Regions from separate parts of the Homo sapiens genome. Here region 1 is linked to region 2. A link is an interaction called in ENCODE POLR2A ChIA-PET data of the cell type or tissue named here. Cell type or tissue: HepG2. All regions are shown on one strand. Links, peaks and the distances in the headings refer to the core of each region. The heading gives the core; the rest is flanking DNA. Region 1 holds the start of LOC124900329 (small nucleolar RNA SNORA27). Region 2 has its middle 120 kb from the start of TBX3.

Region 1 (8,327 bases), core at 297-8,296, 61 kb after region 2:
TCCTTGTGCCCAGCACCCCAGCAGCCTCCCTCTGGGAGACTGAGAGACAGCCTTCCCTTTTCTGTGTTTTTCTCTGCCTTTAATGCTCAGCCTAGAACTTGGAATATGTTAGGTGCTCAGCAAAAATGTGTGCTCACAGGAGCATGCTGCAGCAATTAAAGTGTGTATGTGTGTGTGTGTGTTGGACCTTCATGAGTGTGTGCACACATATTCGATGAGGATGCTTGTATCTTGGGGAGGTCCTATGACCCTGTGATACACGTGTGTGCATACACTCATGTCCCTACCGCTGGACATGGACTCTGTGTGCCCAATGAGTGTCTGCTTGAGGCCCTGCCTAGCCACAGACAGCCTTGGAGAGCCCACGCTCAGATGGCCACTCCAGACCTGGCAAGATGAAAATTTTAAATTGGAGATAGGGTGTTCTGGGGTGGAAGTAGGGTTATTGAAAACCGCTTAGGCTGGGTCCAGTGGCTCAAGCCATCTCAAATCTGTAAACTCAGCACATTGGGAAGACTCAATGGGAGTTCAAGGAGTTCAAGGTCAGACTGGACAACATAGCAAGACTCTATCTCTACAAAAAATAAAATAAAAATAAATTATTTTATTTATAAAAATGAAGAAAGTAGTGGCCCTCACTACTCAAGAGGCTGAGGCAGGAGTCTTGTTTGAGCTCAGGAGTTGGAGACTGCAGTGAACCATGATCACACCACTGCACTACAGCCTGGGTGACAGAGCAAGGCCCTGTCTCTAAAACAAAACCAAATGAAATTAATTTACATTGATTTGGTTTTCTGTCCACTGCTGGCCACAAATCACATTGACTAGTTCTCCCATTTCACTCTATCTCTGCTGTCTGTACCTCTGTGTGTGTGTGTGTGTGTGTGTGTGCACGCGTGCATGCACGCGCATGCCTGAGTACCCTGTCTCTATCTTTCTGCCTCCAGACCTGCCTCCATCTCTCTTTTCTGTGTTTATCTGGATCCCGCTCTCTTTTCTGCATGAGTTTGACTCTGAGTCTCCTTGCTCTCCTCCCTGCCCCATCTGTGTGGGTCCGGCAGCGTGCCCCTCCCTGCTGGCCTGTGAATCGTCACTCAGTGGCCCTGCCTGATCCAATGCAGGCCCCTTTGTTCACAGCCTACCGCCGCAAGCACTCCTCCACCCCTGCATCACCCTCCAGACCCTGCTTTCCTTTGCTCCTTCCCAAGTGGCCACCTCTCCAGCCCCTAATGTGAACAAAATGCCTGCCCGCCCTAACCAGGACAGCACTCAGGCATGGAGAGGTGGGAGGCAAGAGTCAGAGCTTGGCCACCAGCCACATGACCCCTGGGGCCATTAAGGAGACACCCCATCACCATTCCCTCTGCCCCACAATTCCTCCCCACTGCAGCTCAAAGCACCCCCAGGCAGCCCGCAGCACCTGGCAAGGGCAAGTTCGCGTTGAGGTTGGAGGCCAAATGCCTTCCCTGACTCTGGGTGGCCTTGGCCAAGTCAGTGTCCCTCTCTGAGTCTGTAACATAATGCCCAAGGCTCCACCTGACTCTAACTGGAGGGACACCGCAGTGCACCCCATGCCTCCCAGTGCCTGGTGGCATCCTTTACTCCTCCCATTTCCTGGAGCAGATGCAGAAAGCCTAAAATTTCTGTAGTGAAAAGGTCAGCTCCCCCACAGAGTCTCAAGGAATGGGAATCTCAGGATAAATCAACCCCAAAGCATCCATCAGCACATTTCTGCAGATATTGTTCACAGCTTAAATAATACCAATAATTGCAGAAACAATGGACTTCCTGGGACTCTGGCTTCGGGTGTCTGTGGTCATGTCAAGGACAGTCCAGCTTAATGCCCAATTTAGGGCTGGGAGGAAAGGGAGATGGGAGTTTTCGGGGTTTTTTTTTTGTTGTTTGTTTGTTTGTTTTGAGACGGAGTCTTGCTCTGTCACCCAGGGTGAAGTGCAGTGGGGCAATCTCAGCTCATTACAACTCTGCCTCTGGGTGCAAGAGATTCTCCTGCCTCAGCCTCCCGAGTAGCTGGGATTACAGGCGTGCGCCACCTCACCTGGCTAATTTTGTGTGTGTGTGTGTGTGTGTGTGTGTGTGTGTGTGTATTTTTAGTAGAGATGGGGTTTCACCATGTTGGCCAGGCTGGTCTCGTACTCCTGACCTCCAGTGATCCACCCACCTCAGCCTCCCAAAATGCTGGGATTACAGGCATGAACCACCCCACCCACCCAGGAGTTTTCTTCTCTCTGTCACATTGCCTCTGCATGTCCCTTTCCTTTCCCCTCTGCCTAGCTCCGATCATCTGTGTAAGTCTTTCCCTGTCTTGGGCCACTTACTAGCTGTGAATCTTAGGCAAGTGTTTTCACCTCTCTGAATCTCAGATGTTATACTATTAATTATAATACACCTGGCTCACATTAGGGACTAGACAAAGTACAGCGCTTAAATAATAACAATAATAATAATGAGGTGGAGGAAGGTGGGCTGGGTGAGGGTCTGCCGTGGACTATGTCTATGTGGGCCTAACATCAGTTTATATGCACCTAAGCTGCTGTGGTTGGGTATATATGCAGGCATTAACATGCAAAGCTTTTGGGCTTGGAGACCCTGAGCCGACACCCACCTTGAGTTCCACACCCCCAAGAAAAAGGAGGCCCCACACAAATCCCAGTGATGGGGAGACAATCTACTTCTCTTGTGGAAGCACATGTAGCCTATCCCTGGGCCGGGATCAAGAGGCCCTTTGGGTGCCTGACAAAGAAAGGGTGCTTCTTCAAAGATACAGTGAACCTCCAACTGCCATCACCCTCCAGAAGCCTGGGAGCCTCGATTTCATAGAACTTCAGGATTGAGGGACCGGTTGTGGTTGGCTCTGCTTCCTGGCTGTGGCCTCATGAGCGTCCCCGAGCATTATCACCACCAAGTGCCCGAGCAATTAAATAATCTGTACCACCATGATTTTGCATGATTTGCATGCTCCGTGTACCACCGTGATTTTGCAGAAACTGAGGCCCAAGGAGATTGAATGACTTGCATAAAGTCATAATAAGTTGAGGACAGAAGGGAAACACAGTTCTGTCTCAGGCCATACCCTTTCTTCTTCACTCAGAGCTGAGGGAAGTACCCTGGCCTGGGGTGGGGGCATGGGCAGTTATTCTCAGATCACTTGGATTCCATTTTTTTTTTTTTTTTTTTTTGAGACAGAGTCTCATCCTATTGCCCAGGCTGGAGTGCAATGCCGCAATCTTGGCTCACTGCAACCTCCGCCTCCCAGGTTCAAGCAATTCTCCTGCCTCAGCCTCCTGAGTAGCTGGGATTACAGGCATGTGCCACCACACCCAGCTAATTTTTTTTTTTTTTTTGTATATTTAGTAGAAGCAAGGCTTCACCATGTTGGCCAGGCTGGTCTCAAACTCCTGACCTCTTGACCCACCCACCTAGGCCTCCCAAAGTGTTGGGATTACAGGCGTGAGCCACCTTGCTGGCCTTTTTTTTTTTTTGAGACAGAGTCTCTCTCTGTTGCCCAGGCTGGAGTGCAATGGTGTGATCTCGGCTCACTGCAACCTCTGCCTCCCAGGTTCAAGTGATTCTCCTGCCTCAGCCTCCTGAGTAGCTGGGACTACAGGCGTGCACCACCACACTCAGCTAATTTTAGTATAGATGAGGTTTCACCATGTGATACACACACGTGTATCACCAGCCAGGCTGGTCTCAAACTCCTGACCTCAAGAAATCTGCCTGCCTTGGCCTCCCAAAGTGCTGAGATTACACTGGATTCCCTCTTGACTTAATGTAAGACCTTAGGTCATACTCCACCCCTCACCAGGCCTCAGTTTTCCCATCTAGAGGGTAGCTGGACCTACCATTCTGAGATCCTCTCATTCTGTTTTGCAACTTGCATCACAGAAAGTGAGAACCCACTTCCGCCAGAATGTGCCAAATTCACATGAAGTTAGTGCCTGCTGTAGGCCTCCTTCCTACTAGGGCAGGCAGCCCAGCCGTGCGACTGAACTAATGACTTAACCTCTCTGAGCCCCTTAAAGGAAACGATTGAAAGTCCTTACCTACAGAGCTGTTAACATAAGGGCTTAGCTTATAGTAAATGCTCAATAAATGCTGCTGTTTTTAAAACAGAGTCTCATTCTGCTACCCAGGCTGGAGTGCAGTGGCACAATCTTGGCTCATTGCAACCTCCGCCTCCTGGGTTCAAACAATTCTTGTGCCTCAACTTCTCGAGTACCTGGAATTTCAGGCATGTGCCACCATGCCCAGCTAATTTTTGTATTTTTAATAGAGACGGGGTTTTGCCATGTTGGCCAGGCTGGTCTCCAACTCCTGGCCTCAAGCAATCTGCCCACCTCGGCCTCCCGAAGTGCTGGGATTACAGGCATGAGCCACTGAGCCTGGTGTTATTATTTTTATTTTTATTTGCATCACCTGATTTCTGCCACTGCCCAGCTTTGATTACAAGACCTGCCTCCTCGCCCCCCTAGTCCAGCCTTCATCTCCTCCACTGCCCGTTTTGCCGTTGGACTAAGAGGAGATTGGGTAGGAGATAGATGGTGGACAGCCCTCAGCTTGCCGGCTGGTGCTCCAGCTAACTGCCCAAAGCCAAGGCTATCCACCCCGGAGAGGCCACCTTTGAAGTGACCGCCTTATGTAACTGCCCCATGCCTCCTCCCATCTTCCTGTTTGTCCCCAGAGCGACCTTGGGGAGGAAAACTGCAGCCTAGGACCAGTAAGCCTGGGGTTTCTTTCATGTGACTCAGGAGAGAGCTGGGAAGGGCAGAGGGATGCATATTGGTGGTTAGGGGTGCCTCTGCCTGAGTTTAAGTCCTGCAACCAGCTCTTTCTAGCTGTGTGACCTTGGGCAGGTTACTCAGCTTCTCTGTGCCTCAGTTTTCCTATCTGTCACGTGGAAAGTACCTAATGCATAAAGACATTGTGAGAAATATGTAAGTAGACAGTTTAGAACAGTGCCTGGCACATAATTACATGCTTAATAAAGGGCAGTTGTGGCTGGGCACAGTGACTCATGCCTGTAATCCCAGCACCTTGGGAGGCCAAGGTGGGAGGATCACTTGAGGCCAGGAGTTCAACACTAGCCTGGACAATATAGCGACACCTCATCTCTACTTTTTTATAACAATAAACATTATAAATATATATTAAAAAGGGCAGTTGTTATAGGTACTTAATCTTTTTTTTTTTTGTTTTCATGTTTCTTGTCAATATGTTTTCTCTGACAGGATACAATGACAGGCACCCAGTTTCTCTGGTTTGGTTTTGTTTTGTTTTAAGACAGGGTATCTCTCTGTTGCCCACTCTGGAGTACAGTGGCACAATCACAGCTCACTGAAGCTTTGACCTCCTGAGTTCAAGTAATCCTCCTGTCCCAGCCTCCTGAGTAGCTGGGACTACAGGTACAAACCACCATGCTTGGCTAATTTTTTAAATTTTTTATAGAAGGCCGGGTACACTGGCTCACGCCTGTAATGTCACTTTGGGAGGTCAAGGTGGATGGATCACTGGATGTCAGGAGTTCAGACCAACCTGACCAACATGGTGAAACCCCATCTCTACTAAAAGTACAAAAAATTAGCCAGCGTGGTGGTAGATGCCTGTGATCCCAGCTACTGGGGAGGCTGAGGCAGGAGAATCGCTTGAACCTGGTAGGCGGAGGTTATAATGAGCTGAGATGGCGCTACTGCACTCCAGCCTGAATGACAGAGCAAGACTCCGTCTCAAAGAAAAAAAAAATAGAGACGGGATCTCACTATGTTGCCCAGGCTGGTCTCTAACTCCTGGCCTCAAGTGATCCACTACATCTACCTCCCAAAGTTCTGGGATTACAGGCAAGGGCCACAGTACCTGGCCTCTGAGTTTTAAAAGGCCATTTCCTTTGCCCTACTTGAACAACCAATAAAGACATAAGCCTCAATGGTAAAATGAAAGGGGAGTGGTATTTAATAATCGTACATTAAGCTGTAAGATAATTATTGTTATTCAGAGCACTTGCTCAAAAGTGGACTTAGATCTTAGAAGGGTGGCTGAGAAACTAACCTCATCAGTCAGCCTCAATGTCTCCCACCTGTAAAATGGGGTTAACACCTAGCCACAAAACTGGCTGAAAATTGAAGGAGGCAGTCTGTGGAAAGAACAGAGCTGGACACTTACTGAGTGCTGAAGCTTACTTCAGTTGGATCATTCCCTGTGTGTCTCCACTGTCCTCCTTCCCAAGACTTCTCTTTTTTTTTTTTTTTGAGATGGGAGTCTGGCTCCCTTGCCCAGGTTGAAGTGCAGGGGCACAATTTCGGCTCACTGCAACCTCTGCCTCCTGGGTTCAAGCGATTCTCCTGCCTCAGCCTCCCGAGTAGCTGAGACTACAGGCACATGCCACCACACCCGGCTAATTTTTGTATTTTTAGTACAGAGGGGGTTTTACTATGTTGTCCAGGCTGGTCCCGAACTCCTGACCTCAAGTGATCCTCCCGCCTCTGCCTCCCCAAGTGCCAGGATTACAGGCGTGAGCCACCGCGCCCGGCCCCCTTCCCAAGACTTCTAATGTGGGTTACGGAATGTATACACACACACACACACACACACACACACACGCACACACACGCCCACCATAACCCTTGAGAAGAGCGGTCGTAGGGGCATTTATTCCGGTGTTTCACCTCCCCTCCCGCTTTTCGGCCTCCCAAACAGTCTGAAGGCGGCTGCTGAAAGGCTCCAACCCACCGGAACTCTCGGAGTAACCGCCTCCGCCTCCCCTCGCGGGTGTAGACCGAGACTCGCGCGGACGGGAGGGAGGAAGAATGTTTGCTTAGCCTTCAAACGACTTGGCAGGCAACAAGAGGGAAAAGGCCGCTCTGGGGAGAGTTCAAATTGAAATTACACGGAGGGAAGAACGTGCAGATCAGCGCTGAAGCTCATAAAAAAAAAAAAAGCGAGGTGACTGAGAAGAACAAACACGCCTCCAAAAGGAAAATGGAAAAGTTCTTAAAATGAGCTCTTCAAAGCCTAGCCAGGGGGCGCGGGGGAGGAGGAGGGCAGTGGCCGCCGGGCAAGGCCGCTGCCCCCTGGGCCTATCCGCCTCGGAGTCTGGAAGGGCGAAATTGGCCCAACTTGCATTTCCTCTAACCCGGGAGGTTGAGCGCCCCTAGCCCCCTCCTCCGAAGCGCTTCTCCTGCTGGAAACCAGAGGGAGTAGGAAGAGTGGCCCAGAGTTCGAACCTAAGCAGAGCCGGTGGTGGCGGGGACGACGTTCCCAGCGGGAAGTCGCGGGCAGGGACAAAGCTAAGTCCTGAGAAGTAGGCCGAGGCTAGATCATTCGTTCGTTGGACATCGGGCATCGTTTGGGTTTTATTCAAACCGTTGGAAAACCTTGAAGTTCTAGGCAGGGGAACAGCACCACGTGATTGGATCCTCCAGAGTAGAATCTAGACAGTCCCCCTCCAACCCACTCCCAACTCCCCACAACTCTCCCAGCATCTCCACCTCCTCCCACTTGGAAGAAGGATGAGATCGATGAAGCTCACGCGGTGCGCTCTGCAGACCTCGGCTGGGAAAGCCCAGCGCACCCCTAGGCGCACGGGGAAGCGTCCACCAGAACCGCCTCTGGCTCCCCGGGTCGAAGTCCCCACCCTCAGCCTCCTTGTACAATTCATTAACTTTGCAGACACCCGTTTTATTCGCCGGATCATTCCCGGACGCTTTAGAGAAAAGCCTGGGCATTAACCTCACGGCCCGCGCGCGCTGCCCGACGTCACCCCAAGTGGAGGATTCTCGGAAAAAATCAACCGCGCCAGCTCCCGAATCCCGGCAGCCCCTCGCCCGGGTGTGCCAGAGTCGACTTCTCTCTCTCTCTCGGTCTTAGTGGACCTGAGAGAGAGAAAGAAATTTTCTATAAACCACTGAACTGGGGCAGTGCCGGAAATTGTCCCGACCCGGTACTCTGTAGCTTCCAAGGTGCTTCCAACCCCATTCGCGCCGCAAGGATCCCACAAGATCGGGAAAACCGAGGCTTGGGAAGGGTTGGGTGCCCCAAAGGCAGGCTGCTTGGAAGAAACGGAGCCGACCTGAACCCCGCGTTTGCAGGTTTCAAATCGCGGCGCGTTTTGAGAGGCCTTTCTGACCCCTCAGAATTATTAGTTCGAGCCCCCTGGTCTATCCTGCTCGGAAATTCGGCCTCTGATCGAGGAAGCCCTGTTGGGAAGAGGGCTGGTTATTCCCTTGTCTTCCTTCTCACCGCCCCTACTCCATCCACTCTCTTTCCCCTTCTCCCCTTCTGAGTTTGTTACCATTTCTTGGTCAAAGCCCCAC
Region 2 (8,327 bases), core at 301-8,300:
GTCCAACGTCAATCTATCATATGACCCAGCAAGTCCACTCCGAGGTAAATACCCAAAAGAAATGAAAAAAATATGTCCACATGTCCACACATTGTACGTGAATATTCACAGCAGCATGCTACATGATAGGCAAAGGTTGAAAATACCCCAAATGTCAGGCCAGGTGAGGTGGCTCATGCCTGTAATCCTAGCACTTTGGGAGGCTGAGGTGGACGGATCACGAGGTCATGAGTTCGAGACCAGCCTGGCCAATATGGTGAAACCCCATCTCTACAAAAAATACAAAAATTGGCTGGGCGTGGTGGTGTGTGCCTGTAGTCTCAGCTACTCAGGAGGCTGAGGCAGAAGAATCGATCACTTGAACCCAGGAGACAGAGTGAGACTCCATCAAAAAAAAAAAAACCCAAATGTCTATCAATGGATAAATGGATTAACAAATTGTGGTGTATTCCTAAAATGGATTAATTTTCAGCCATAAAAAGGAGTGAGGTACTGGCACATCCTACAACATAGATGAACATGAAGACATGATGCTGTCAAAGAAGCCAAATAGAAAAGGCCACATATTGGATGATTCCATTCATACGAAATGTCTAGAATAGGCAAATCCATAGAGACAGACAGTAGATTAGTGCTTGCCTAGGGCTGGAGGGAAGAGGGAATGGGAGTGATTACTTCATGGGAATGAGGTGTTCTTCTAGGGCAATACAAAAGTCTTGAAACTGGAAAGAGGTGGTGTTTGCACAACATTGTGAATGCACTCTATGCCACTGAACTGTGCACTTTAAAATGGTTAATTGTATGTTCTGTGAATTTCGCTTCAGTTTTTTTTTTTTTTTTTTTTTTTTTGAGACACAGTCTCACTCTGTCACCTAGGCTGGCGTGCAGTAGTGTGATCTCAGCTCACTGCAACCTCCACCTCCCAGGTTCACGCTGTTCTCCTGCCTCAGCCTCCCGAGTAGCTGGGATTACAGGTGCCCGTCACCACGCCCAGCTAATTTTTGTATTTTTAGTAGAGACAGGGTTTCACTATGTTGGCCAGGCTGGTTTCGAACCCTTGACCTCAGGTGATCCACCCACCTTGGCCTCCCAAAGTGCTGGGATTATAGGCGTGAGCCACTGTGCCTGGCAGGCCTCTTTTCTAAGGGCACTAATCCCATTCATGAGTGCTCCATCCTCATGACCTCATCACCTTCCTACGGCCCCAACTCTTAATAACATCACACTGGAGGTTAGGTTTCAACATATGAATTTGGGGGTGACACAAACATTAGATACAGCAGGAGGGGAAAAGGAAAAGAAGGCCCTCCTCTTCAGTTGGCCCAACAGACCCAGGTCTTCCAAGAGCATGCTGGGTTCAGCCTAGCCCCAAACACATTTAGCCTGCAGCACTTCATTCCGGCTGTAATGAAATTACATGTGTGTGCTCATAGGGAAAGGGAGCCGGTATGGTTTTGATTTATTTATACTCAGCTCCTCGGATGCAGTAGGGTAGTTGCTGTTTGATGTCAGAGCCTTTCTGCAAGGACTTTGCAGGAGCCCCATTTCTCTTTGGTAACAAGAAACCAGAGTTAGCTCCGACTAAATTGTCTTGAAAGTCTGAGCGGGGAAGTTGCTCCAAGAAGTAACTTACTGAAAGAACGTGTTCCCTCATTCAAGTAGGTATGAAATAAAGATCCGGTTCCCAGGACCCAAGGGCTTCCCCCAAAACTCAGGAACTCAGACTTATTCCCCAACATATTAGGAGCCTTCTAGCAAGGGGTAATTTCAGAAGAAAGGATAGAGATAAAAGACCTTTGCCAAACACTTGCTATGACACCAGGGACTTTACAGATACCCCCTTAATCATACTCTATTTTTCTGATAAGGAAACTAGGCTGGGAGAAGTAAATAGGATGGATTAAGATGTTGAGGAACTGGGCTTGAACCCAAATAGAGCTGATGCATCTATATTATTTCAGTTTAACCCCTTGTTGCAGTTACTATTGCTGTGTAACAAATTGCCCCAATGCTTGTGATATAAAACAGCCCATTTTATTATGTTCACAAACTCTCTGAGTCAGGAATTTAAAAAAGGCATAGTGGGTGTTATGCATTGAATTTCATCCTTTGAAAAAAAAAATAGGTTGAAGTCCTAACCCCCAGGCCTCCAAATATGACCTGATTTGGAAATATTGTCTTTATAGAGGAAATTGAGTTAAAATGAGGTCTTAAAGGTAGGCTCCAATCCAGTATGACTCGTGCCCTTATGAAAAGGAAAAATTGGAGCCAGATGTGGTGGCTTATGCCTGTAATCCAAGCACTTTGGGAGGCTGAGGACAGAGGATCACTTGAGGCCAGGAGTTTGAGACCAGCCTGGGCAACACAGTGAGACCCCAACCTCTATAAAAATATATATTTAAAAAATTAGGCCAGGCGCAGTGGCTCAGGCCTGTAATCCCAGCACTTTGGGAGGCTGAGGTGGGTGAATCACCTGAGGTCAGGTGTTCAAGACCAGCTTGGCCAACATGGTGAAACCCCATCTCTACTAAAAATACAAAAATAGCCAGGTGTGTGGCACATGCCTATAATCCCAGCTACTCAGGAGGCTGAGACCTCCGATCCTCCCTGAGAATCACTTGAACCCGGGAGGCAGAGGTTGCAGTGAGCCGAAATTGCACCACTGCTCTCCAGCCTGGGCAACAGAGCAAAACTTCATCTTAAAATAAAATAATAATTTAAAAAAGAATTAGCTGGATGTGATGGCACACACCTGTGGTCCCAGCTACCTGGGAGGCTGAGGTGGAAGGATTGCTTAAGCCTGAGAGGTCAAGGCTGCAGGGAGCCATGATCATACCACTGCACTCCAGTCTGGGTGAAAGAGCAAGACCTTGTCTCAAAAGAAAGGAAATCAACACATGGACTGAACAGATTGTTAGGGTATCAGGTCTTCATATCCCCTTCAACCAGCCCCACTCTTCTTCAATCTGTTTTACATATTGGATTTCTGCACATGATTTTGCTTGAAGAGAGGTTTCCAGAGTTATAAAAGCACTTTTATTTTACAAGATGGGAGATGAAAACTGAGTTCCAAACAGAAGTAAGATTTGCCCAAGGACATCCAATGACTCAACAGAGGTCTTAAGAGAAGAAAGCAAGTTTTAAGACATAGAAGTGGCCAGGCACAGTGGCTCACACCTGTAATCCTAGCATTTTGGGAGGTGGAGGCAGGTGGATCACCTGAGGTCAGGAGTTCGAGACCAGCCTGACCAACATGGAGAAACCCTGTCTTTACTAAAAATACAAAATTAGCCGGGCATGATGGCGCTTGCCTGTAATCCCAGCTACTTGGGAGGCTGAGGCAGGAGAATCGCTTGAACTCAGGAGGCAGAAGTTGAGGGGAGCCAAGATTGCACCATTGCACTCCAGCCTGGGCAACAAGAGCGAAACTCCATCTCAAAAAGAAAAAAAAAAAAAAAAGACATACAAGCAGTCAACAAACATGAAAAAAATGTTCTGCATCACTAATCATCAGAGAGATGCAAATCAAAAGGACAATGAGATACCATCTCACACTAGTCAGAATGGCTATTACTAAAAAGTCAAAAAACAACAAATGCTGGTGAGGCTGCCCAGAAAATGGAACGCTTATGCACTGTTGGTGGGAATGTAAATTTAGTTCAGCCACTGTGGAAAGCTGTCTGGAGATTTCTCAAAGAACTTAAAACAGGGCCAGATGCATTGGCTCACACCAGCAATCCCAGCATTTTGGGAGGCCGAGGTGGGAGAATCACTTGAGCTCAGGAGTTCAAGATTATCCTGGGCAACGTAGTGAGACCCCATCTCCACAAAAGAAAAAAATTCCCCACAAGTGCACATCTGTGGTCCCAGCTACTCTGGCGGCTGAGGTGGGAGGATCACTTGGCCCAGAGAGGTCGAGGCTTATAAGAACTTAAAACAGAACTACCGTTCAACTCAGCAATCCTGCTACTGAGTATATATCCAAAAGAAAACTAATCATTCTACCAAAAAGACACCTGCACTTATATGTTCATTGCAGCACTATTCACAATGGCAAAGGCATGGAATCAACCCTAAGTCCCCAACAACGATGAATTGGATAAGGAAAATGTGGCACATATACACCATGGAATACTGCACAGCCATAGAAATGAATAAAATCATGTTCTTTGCAGCAACATGGATGCAGCTGGAGGCCATTATCCTAAGTGAATTAATACAGGAACAGAATAGGAACTACCCCCTGTTCTCACTTATAGGTGGGAGCTAAACATTGGGTACTTATGAGCATAAAGATAGGAACAGATACTGGGGACTACCAGTGGGCGGAGGAAAAGACGGGGGCAGGGCTTGAAAAACTAACTGTTGGGGCCAGGCGCGGTGACTCACGCCTGTAATCCCAGCACTTTGGGAGGCTGAAGCGGGTGAGTCAACTGAGGTCAGGAGTTCGAGACCAGCCTGACCAACATGGAGAAACCCCGTCTCTACTAAAAATACAAAACTAGCTTGGCATGGTGGCACATGCCTGTAATCCCATCTACTCAGGAGGCTGAGGCAGGAGAATTGCTTGAACCCAGGAGGTGGATGTTGTGGTGAGCCGAGATCGTACCATTGCATTTCAGTCTGGGCAACAAGAGCGAAACTCTGTCTCAAAAACAACAACAACGAAAAATAAACTGTTGAGTACTATGATCAGTACCTGGGTGATGGGATCATTCATACCTCAAGCCTCAGCATCATGCCATCTACACAGGTAACAAACCTGCACATGTACCTCCTGAATCCAAAATAAAAGTTGCGGAGAAGGCCAGGCATGGTGGCTCATGCCTGTCATCCCAGCTGTTAGGGAGGCAGAGGCGGGAGGATAGCTTGAGCCCAGGAGTTTGAGACCTGCCTGGGCAATATAGCGAGATCCTGTTCTCCACAAAAAGGAAAAAAGAAAAGATTTTTTTAGAAGTGTAAAAGTTGGGAAAAAGGAAAGAAAAAAATCTTCCTGGCTGCCCATCCTGTTTTCTTTCTTTCACTACTCATCCTTTGGGGGTGAAGGTCCAGACAGCATGAGGACATAAACATATGACATTCCATAGATGTTTGGTGGCACTATTTCGTGTGACTACACTTCAAAAGCTTGTTTTCCCCAGCTGGGCCCCTGTTCTTCACTGTTTTGAGAATAAAAGATGGTGCCTTCATTACATCAAGTACCCAGGCTCCAAGGCCAACCAGGCACGCGGACTGGGCCTCCCTCCCAACAGTTGGTGGCCTTACTGAATGCCCTTTCAGCAGAGGGGAGCGTGGGCGGGGCTGGCAGAGCAGGCCCAGGGCACAGGGTTAGCCCTGATAACCTGAGATCAAAGCAGCCTGTCAGCAGTGTCAGCTGAGAGGCAGCCAAGACAAGCGATGCGGGCAGCTTCATCTCCCCGCTGGCCCTAGAGCAGGGGCGGGGAAAGCACCACAGTTCCCGGAAACTATTTCTGAACAGGCTGGAGGGAGCTCCTGGTGCCACTGCTCATTCCAAGCTGGCTCTGAGTCCGTCTCCAGCTCTCTCCTGCACCATGCGTGGTTTCCTCTCCCAGTTCCACTTTAGTTTTTTCCCACTCTTTCATCTACAATTTTCAATTTTTTAAAATTTATTTATTGATTTTTTTTTTTTTTTGAGAAAAGTTCACACTATTCACCCAGGCTGGTCTTGAACTCGTAGCCTCAAGCAATCTTCTAGCCTCAGCTTCCCAAAGTTCTGGGATTACAAGCATGAGCCACCGCACTGGGCTTTCCATTTTCATATAGACACATGCATACACACATAATTAAGATTTGTCTTCTCAGACCAGATGTGGTGGCTCATGCCTATAATCCCAGCACTTTGGGAGGCCGAGGCGGGCGGATCATCTGAGGTCAGGAGTTCGAGACCAGCTTGGCCAACATGGTGAAACCCCGTCTCTACTAAAAATACAAAAATTAGCCAAGCGTGGTGGCATGCACCTGTAATCCCAGCTACTCAGGAGGCTGAGTCAGGAGAATCATTTGAATGCGGGAGTCAGAGGTTGCAGTGATCTGAGTTCGCCCCACGCACTCCAGCCTGGATGACAAAGTGAGACTCTGTCTCAAAAAAAAAAAAAAAAAAAAAAAAAGGAATAAAAATAGATTTGTCTTCTCTTCCCTGAGACATTTCCCACTTTCAAAGTCTCTTAGTCTCTTTCTTTCTCACGGGTCCCATATGCAGGAGATGGCTACTGTCCTCTCTACCTCCCTGGCTAATACACACACAGCAGTCTCTCCTCCCAGTCTTCCCATTCTCATATTCACAGACACAGTTTTCTTCCAGCTTCCCTTACACACACGTGCACACACATGTGCACACACACACACACCTGCCCGGGTTACAGTCTCCAAACTCTCTTTTAAAAAAAGAATCCAGAGACAGCTGCCAATTAAAACAATAAAATCTCCTTGCCTTCCTTTCTGTTATTATGAACTCTGGGACCATTTCCACCAGCTGATGTCTGGATTTTTTTTTTTTCCTACAAGGTGTTGACCCTTTCATTTGCAGCTGGAATCAACAGCCACTGTTCCTCTCCAGCTGTGGCCCCTTTGTCAGCTGGGCAGCTCACAGCTGGCTGATTTTCATAGCCTAGCTACCTCAGCACTTTTGCAAAGAAAATGTGGGGGAAAGACCAGGTGCAGTGGCTCATGCCTATAATCCCAGCACTTTGGGAGGCTGAGACGGGCAGATCACTTGAGGTCAGGAGTTCGAGGCCAGCCTGGCCAACATAGTGAAACCCCATCTCTACTGAAAATACAAAAATTAGCTGGGCATGGTGGCGTGCGCCTGTAGTCTCAGCTACTCAGGAGGCTGAGGTGGGAGAATCCCTTGAACCTGAGAGGCAGAGGTTGCAGTGAGCTGAGATCACACCACTGCACTCTTGCCTGGGTGACAGAGACTCTATCTCAAAAAAGAAAAAAAAAGAGAAAAAGAAAAAAAGAGAGAAAGAAAATGGGAGGAAAGTTTGGAAATCTACCCTTCCAGTATATCATGAGAGATTCTAGAACCTTCCCCACACCCAAAGTTTGAATTATCTTCTCTCTCTACCCATGAACTCACACATGGTCTCTTCACTGTGTGTCCAGTTAGGTTGCAGGAAGAGAGAGGGAGAGGAGCATCCACATATCGCTACTTTCTGCTTTAGGCATCTGTAGGCCTCAGAACTTCATCTGTCATGCTGGCAGGGATGGTGGATGGGCAGGAGGGAGAGAAGGTGGCTCAGGGAGCCATGCCATTGCCGAGAGGCAAAGACAAGAAAAGAAGCATTTCGACCAGGCATGGTGGCTCACTCCTGTAATCCCAATACTTTGGGAGGCCGAGGCAGGTGGATCACTTGAAGCCAGGAGTTCGAGACCAGCCCGGACAACATGGTGAAACCCTGTCTTTACTAAAAATACAAAAATTAGCTGGGCGTGGTGGCGGGCACCTGTAATCCCAGCTACTCGGGAGGCTAAGGCACAGAATCACTTGAACCCCGGAGGCGGAGGTTGCAGGGAGCCAAGATGGCACCAATGCACTCCAGCCTGGGCGACAGACTGAGACTCTGTATCAAAAAAGAAAAGAAAAAGAGAATTTGGCTGGGCACAGTGGCTCACACCTATAATCCTACCACTTTGGGAGGCCGAGGCAGGCAGATCACTGAGTTCAGGAGTTCGAGACCAGCCCAGCCAACATGGTGAAACCTCATCTCTACTAAAAACACAAAAATTAGCTGGGTGTGGTGGCGCATTACTCTAGTCCCAACTACTCAGGAGCCTGAAAAGGGAGAATTGCTTGAACCAGGGAGGAAGAGGTTGCAATCAGCTGAGATTGTGCCACTGCACTCAAGCCTGGAAGACAGATTGAGACTCTATCTCAAAAAAAAAAAAAAAAAAGATGAAGAAGAAAAGGAGCATTTATTGAGCCCCTGCTGTGTGCTGCATGCTGTGTGTACCTACCTCCTAAATGCATTGGAAGCTGTCATTGAGAGGCAGTGGGCATGTGTGCACAGATCTTGGCTCACTGCAACCTCCGCCTCCTGGGTTCAGGTGACTCTCCTGACTCAGCCTCCCGAGTAGCTGGGATTACAGGCCTGTGCCACCAAACCCAGCTAATTTTTTCATATTTTTAGTAGAGACGGGGTTTCACCATGTTGGCCAGGCTGGTCTCGAACTCCTGACCTCAGGTGATCCACGCACCTCGGCCTCCCAAAGAGCTGAGATTACAGGTGTGAGCCACCAAACCGGGCTGAGTTCTTTCTTTCTTTCATCCTCTACATTGCTTGATGACTCTGAGCTTCATTTTCCAT

What was found. ChIA-PET counts read pairs that join two places held together with the same protein. Peaks named below come from ENCODE experiments on the same cell type or tissue, not always from the same donor. Only the 100,000 strongest peaks of a DNase experiment are listed, where the experiment ranks them.
Region 1: POLR2A ChIA-PET joins it to region 2 with 10 read pairs; 5 of 35 experiments call an interaction of 5 or more read pairs at or near these places.

The regions. Positions count from the first base shown.
Region 1 is chr12:114,735,339-114,743,665 of GRCh38, reverse strand. All of the region lies in intron 1 of TBX3-AS1 (TBX3 antisense RNA 1), which reads right to left. LOC124900329 (small nucleolar RNA SNORA27) reads right to left here and starts at 5,962; the gene lies at 5,868-5,962. RefSeq lists enhancers at 4,508-4,802, 7,367-8,210. In HepG2, for the core only: no CTCF peak of the experiment used is centred there; a DNase peak (open chromatin) is centred at 4,695.
Region 2 is chr12:114,796,820-114,805,146 of GRCh38, reverse strand. No RefSeq gene overlaps it. Among named protein-coding and RNA genes, the nearest start is that of TBX3, 120 kb to the right of the region's middle. RefSeq lists enhancers at 4,821-5,321, 5,322-5,822. In HepG2, for the core only: no CTCF peak of the experiment used is centred there; a DNase peak (open chromatin) is centred at 5,246.